Regions from separate parts of the Homo sapiens genome. Here region 2 is linked to region 1. The links are chromatin loops, found by intact Hi-C in ENCODE. Cell type or tissue: OCI-LY7. All regions are shown on one strand. Links, peaks and the distances in the headings refer to the core of each region. The heading gives the core; the rest is flanking DNA. Region 1 overlaps MAST4 (microtubule associated serine/threonine kinase family member 4). Region 2 overlaps MAST4 (microtubule associated serine/threonine kinase family member 4).

The links. A loop is a pair of places that touch in the nucleus more often than their neighbours do. Peaks named below come from ENCODE experiments on the same cell type or tissue, not always from the same donor. Only the 100,000 strongest peaks of a DNase experiment are listed, where the experiment ranks them.
Region 2: a loop joins it to region 1, with 2.6 times the contacts of the local background. A loop is called at or near these places in 2 of 110 quality-filtered maps.

What each region holds. Positions count from the first base shown.
Region 1 is chr5:66,813,140-66,816,065 of GRCh38, forward strand. The region is part of intron 3 of MAST4 (microtubule associated serine/threonine kinase family member 4); the gene reads left to right. Among named protein-coding and RNA genes, the nearest start is that of MAST4-AS1, 190 kb to the right of the region's middle. In OCI-LY7, for the core only: CTCF peaks have their summits at 1,462 (motif pointing right) and 1,663; a DNase peak (open chromatin) is centred at 1,472.
Region 2 is chr5:66,928,958-66,931,883 of GRCh38, forward strand. All of the region lies in intron 4 of MAST4 (microtubule associated serine/threonine kinase family member 4), which reads left to right. Among named protein-coding and RNA genes, the nearest start is that of MAST4-AS1, 74 kb to the right of the region's middle. In OCI-LY7, for the core only: no CTCF peak of the experiment used is centred there; a DNase peak (open chromatin) is centred at 1,234; H3K4me3 peaks cover 319 bases.

The DNA of each region.
Region 1 (2,926 bases), core at 257-2,756:
AATCTTGCTCAATATATAGTTATTAACTTTTTATCACTTTGTGGGGAGCTTTTCATCTCAAGACTTTTCTATTAAATTGAAAAAATTGTGTTTGGGATGCATTTTCACAAAATATGTATCGCAATTATAGAGGAATGTTCACATTTGCTGATTCTGGGTATAAGCATGTTTATTCTTCCAACTTTACTGGAGGTTTGAAAAATTTTAAACTAAAATATTGGAGAGTAAAACCAGACAAGTGTATTTTTCCCTCCTTCAAGGAAACTAAGACAAATGAAAGGAAACAGTTTATTAACTGAGTTTTCCACAGTCATACAAGAGTGTAGTGGAAGAACCAGAAAGAGATTCCAGCTGTTCAGTTGCCTTTCTTGTACTTTTCGGCCATCTCTGCTCCCTTAGGAAAGGCAGATGCAGGAGAATTTCCTCCAGGTGCAGCTTCTGAACAGAATATCTCTGAGTCTTGCAACATTGCCATGTATTTTTACTTATAAATTATCCAAATGGGAAAAGCAGAAGATTGGTACTTAAGTGTCAGTTTTATAAAACTGCTAATTACATGGCATTGAGTAGATATTTCACCTAATGAGAAGAAATAGGTGGTTTAACTCTGAACCTGGAATTTTTATTTCTGACAGCTTGAAACAGAAAAATGAGTCCATGGGAAGTAGTAGTTAGTTGTGAAAGAAGGAATGTTAGATGCAAATCTAGTAGTTTGATGGGGAGACAAAATAAGAATTGCATGCTGCACTCTTACATTGCTTTCAGAATTGTTTTGTTGGAAGGTTACTGGGAACATGAGATAGTGTGATAAGGTCTTTAATTATCCTACTTGTCTGTCATCTCTGGAAAGTCAGGAGAGAGGAGTTGAACACTTTCTGCTTCACCTGATCCGGGGGACCTGATCCGGGGGACCTGTGTGGGTTAAGAGGAGGATGGGCCTCCAGGGGCCACTTCTCAGGAGCAGACAGTGCTGTTCTGTTCCTTCTCTCTCCCCTGGGACCTTAGGGAAGGAGATATTTTTCAGTTTTGTGATGTTACCTGGCCTAGTAACAAATTATGAAATCAGAATAACCTGTTTATGATCAACATGTACTTCAAACATTTGGAAAAATAAAGAATTGCTCACTGTGCCTCCTCAGTGCTAGGGAGCTCTTGGATGCTGGGTCATCAACGTGGGAGGGAGGTGATCACTTTCATTATGGCCTCGGGCAAGCATTTTCCTGTTGTGGGGCTTTTTTTACCTTTGGCTACCTCCCTTGCGCCTAATCAAGTATGAGGAGCAGCCACAGATATGTAAAAGAGGCCAGCAGTCCCTTCTGGCTCATTCAGAGCATCACCTTCTAGAGCACCTTTGATGGGACAGGCTCCGCATTTCTCATTAGATGATCCTCTGAAATATATTTCTTCTGATCTTCATCTCCAGAGACAAGGTGAAATGCACTGATGAAGGTGGTAGTTTGTCCACTAGGTGGCACATCAGCAAATCTCCTTTGCAAGGGATGGAGGTAAAAATACTGGGGATTTTTAAAAAGATGTATCTGTCAAGCATGTGAGATAAAGGTATGCCCTACGTGCAAGGTGATTTGCTAAGTCAACTGGGGGAAGAAAACATTCTAATTCTCTCATTGTAACAAAATTGCCAGGAAGAACTTTTTAAATGCTAATAGACTTGTTGAAATTAAAAAGCTTTATGATGCATCCTAGAGATTTTTTTTTTCCCCACAAAAGTTGGGCTGCAGATCACTGCTGCAAGTAAGAGAATGCTGTTAATCTTGCTAGCATTCTGAGTATATAAAATAACGTATGGAAGATGTTTAGACATCCTAGGTTTATATATTTGAATTATGTTCTGAAAATGGTGCATACTTGAGCTAGAGGGATTCCTACCAGTAACTTTTTAAAAAATTAGTGGAACATGTTAGGTATAACTTACATTTGAAGGAATAGACTTCATGTTGCTAGAATGCATTATCAGTAATTCTTATTGCATGCACAACTAAACATAGCTAAATGAATAACTCCATGCTGAGCACATATTAGTTATGATTTTTATACCAAAATGTTTAAAAATACTTCTTTAGAAGCATATAAAGGAAGCGACATTTCTATTTCTTAATCCAAGTATCCCTTCTGAAAACTGAGCAGTAAAATTAGTAACATATTCCCCCCTTATCTGAGGCTTGACTTTCTGTGGTTTAAATGGGTGAATACAGTACAGTATTTTGACAGATTACATTCACATGACTTTTATTACAGCATAGTTATAATTGTGCTATTTTATTCTTGTTAATCTCTTACTGTACCTAATTTATAAACTTTATCATACGTATGTATATATTTTAATAGAAAAAAAACAGTATATATGGGGCTTGGTACTATCTGTGGTTTCGGGCATTCACCAGGCATCCTGGAACTTATCCCTGGAGTGTAAGGGGAGACTGCTTTCCTTGTATTTCAGAAGACAAATAACGTTTTTAAAAAATTCTTCTTTCTGGTAAAGCATTCAGATTTTATTTTATTTTTCCCCCTAAAGAAACTGGTATTATTTATGATGGCTTAGGGTATTGCTTTACAAATAAGAATCAGATTTAATTTATTAGGTTTGTCTGTAGGTAAAACAGGATACATACATCCTTTTGAATCCAGTTTTCTTTAGAGGACAGTTGAAGTGTACAATTAACAGGCTCCTCACAAACGTCCTTACCTGCTGTCCCAGAGGAGAGTGGTGACAGGTTTTCAGGGTTGTCAGGTAAAGTATGGAATCATCACCAGGGTTCAGGTGGCATTAGAGAAACCTCAAGGAGGAAAAGGAGGAGGAACCTGTTAGCTTTTAATAATTGAGTCATGTAATGTCTTCAGTAAAGCCAGGATAGACAGGACTTATCCAGTTCACTGAACTTCAATTTTAGAGGAAGATTGAGGAAAA
Region 2 (2,926 bases), core at 284-2,783, 120 kb after region 1:
CCAAAGTCTGTGTGTATTAGCTGTGTTCTCCAGAGAGAATCAATAGAGGATGGATGGATGGATAAGAGGGGATTGATTAGGGAAATGTGTTTACATGATTATGGAGCTTGAGAAGTCCTACAACAAGCTGTCTACAAGCTAGAAACCCTGGAATGACAGTAGCATGGTTCAGCACAATACAAGTCTGAAAGCCTCAGATGCAGGGAAACTAATGGTGTAATTATCAGTCTGAGGCAGAAGGCCTGAGAACCTTGGGGGCCATTAGGGTAAGTCCTGGATTCCAAAGGGTGGAGAGTCTGGAGTTCTGATGTTCAAGGGCAGGAGAAGACACATGTCCCACCTCTAGGAAATGGAGAGGAGGAAATCACCTTTCCTCAGTCTTTTTTGTTCTGTCTGGGCCACCATCTGATTGGGTAGTGCCTGCCGACATTGAGAGAAAATCTTCTTCACTTAGTTCATGGACTCATATGTCAATCAGTCTCCTCTGGACACACCCTCAAAGACACACTCAGAAATAATGCTTTACCAGTTCTCCAGATGTTTCTTAATCCAGTCAAATTGACACCTAAAATTAACCATCACACTGTACTTCCCCTTTGCTTTAATGATAAAGCTCTGCTTTTTGTCAGGATGGTAATGTTTTCAGCTAAAAGGATATACTTATCAGCCTCCCTCTCTCACAGCTAGATACAGTTATGTTACTATCTGCTGGCTGATGAGATGTAAGCAGAGGGAATTAAATTCAAGGGATAGACAGCTGGTTGGGCACCTTTTTCCTTTTCTCCTTTATCTGGAATGAATTTGTGTTGGCCAGAGCTCCAGCAGCTGTATTGGTCCATGAAATAAACATGAAGGTAGACTCTACATGCTAAGGATGATGGAACTGCAAGGTGGAAGTAGCTTGAGTCTGATGATTTGGTAGCTACCAAACCACCCCTGCTTCTGAACTTCTTTTACCTAATGAAGCGATAAACTATTTTGCTTAATCACTTATTTGGCTTCCCAGTTATCTGCAGCCAATTCTACCTCATACAGAGACCTTTCCATAGGAACCCCAATCACTATCCTGTAGATGATATAGTATGTTCAGAAATAAAGGCCAACCAAGTGGAATGAAGAAAAGAGAATTACTTTCCAAGACCTAAAGAACAATGGGTCTGCTATGTGCCATGGTATCTTTTCCCCAAAGCATCTTGAATGAGAGCAGGAAGAGACGACTGAAACTGTGCCCCCTTTAGCTACTTCCTTATTTCATCAAATTTCGCTTTTATCTAATACCATAGATAGTGTTGGCCATTACCATTTTCTGCTACCTCACATTGAGTTACAGCAGCAACAACATCTTGGCAGTAAAACACTGTTTTGAGTACTTCATTGCTTTTTACTGTTGTTTCAGAAAGGTGAGTAGAAAACAGAAGTATGTGCTGATTATCTGGTAAGAAGTGTAGTTCCCACAAACTAAATGCAGCTGACACCACAGGGAAATTACCTGGCTTTCCAAAAGGTCTGATCTTTAGCTTCAGTAAGACGTTCATTGTATTTGGTCCAGTGGTGTGTGTATATGATTGTGAATGAGAAGAACAAAGGTAAAGGATTTGAACAGATTGGAAGTATATCAATGAGGAGTATATGAGGAAGAATTAGGAAGTTTAAAATTTTTTATGTCTCAAGGAATAAAAACTTCCCTGACAATATATATTTGACCCTTTGACATGCTTTCAGGAATGTGTGAAGCAGGAAAGTAAAGAGCTGCCTTTATACCATTCTATCTGGGTTCACTGTCTTTCAGCAACTGAGCGATTCTCTGACAGAACATCGTGGATTGAGAGGAAATAAGAATGGGTGTGCCTGCTTTAGGATTACACAGTGCTGGACCTTTGAGGAAGGAGAAGCAGAGATGGATAGAATTGTTGTGGCAGAACTGAGCTTGTATACTTGGTCCTGTGGAGGGTATCTACTCTTCTTCCAGCTGCGTAGGGTAAATAAAGGTTTTTGTAAAGCTTCTTTATCTGTCTTGAATTATTCATGTTTCTCTGCATCTTTGGATTTACAGCCCACCCTCAGAGATGAAGATTTTCTTGGAGGACCAAATTTAGGGGAAATATAGCTTCTGAGAACTTACTTTATCTGTAACAAGGCCAAGTCAGTTTCTAAGTGTCTCATTTTAAAGTCACAATGATATGAGACCCTAAGTAGTATCTACTGCTTGGGGAACTGAGAAGGCAATTCATGCTATGCATTTATACTTACCGAAGTATATAAAATGACATATTTTCTCACTGAATATGTTTATCCTTATTTTTATGGAGTTTCAGACATTTACAAGGGTTTTTTAAAGGTTTATTTCTGATCGCAGGTCCTAGTACCCTGTTTTTCCCTCAAGCTATTAATTTTTCCAATTGTGAGTTTATTTTTCTTGTTGCTTATCAGGAACCTAATTCTTTGTTGTGAGGGTGGAATTTCTGTACTGGGTTTGTGGAAATTTCTTCTTTCCTGTATCTTTTGCTGGGAGGGAGAGATGTTGCAATGAGGTTTGTGAAAGGAGCCGAGCTAACTCTGATTCTAACAGTTTTCTTAATATATTTCTAATGAAGTTATTATAGTTGTCACTTGATGAAACAAGATTGAGCTAGACATTATGTTGGATTTCATTTATTGATTTCTAGTTATTCCATGGCAATCTAGAAAGTTTGGAAATGGTGTTTTCTTTTTTCATGCAATACCTGGCCTCCATCACAAAAAATATTTAGCTCATATTGAAGATAGCGTTGCTGCCTGAAAGGCATGTATATATTAGTACACTGTATTAAAAAAAAAGAGGAAATAGCATCCAGTTTCCCCAGCGCAGGACTATAATAGTTTCCTACTGAAATTACAACCAGAATAATACTGACACCTGGTGATCCCGTAGTGTGATCTCACCAAA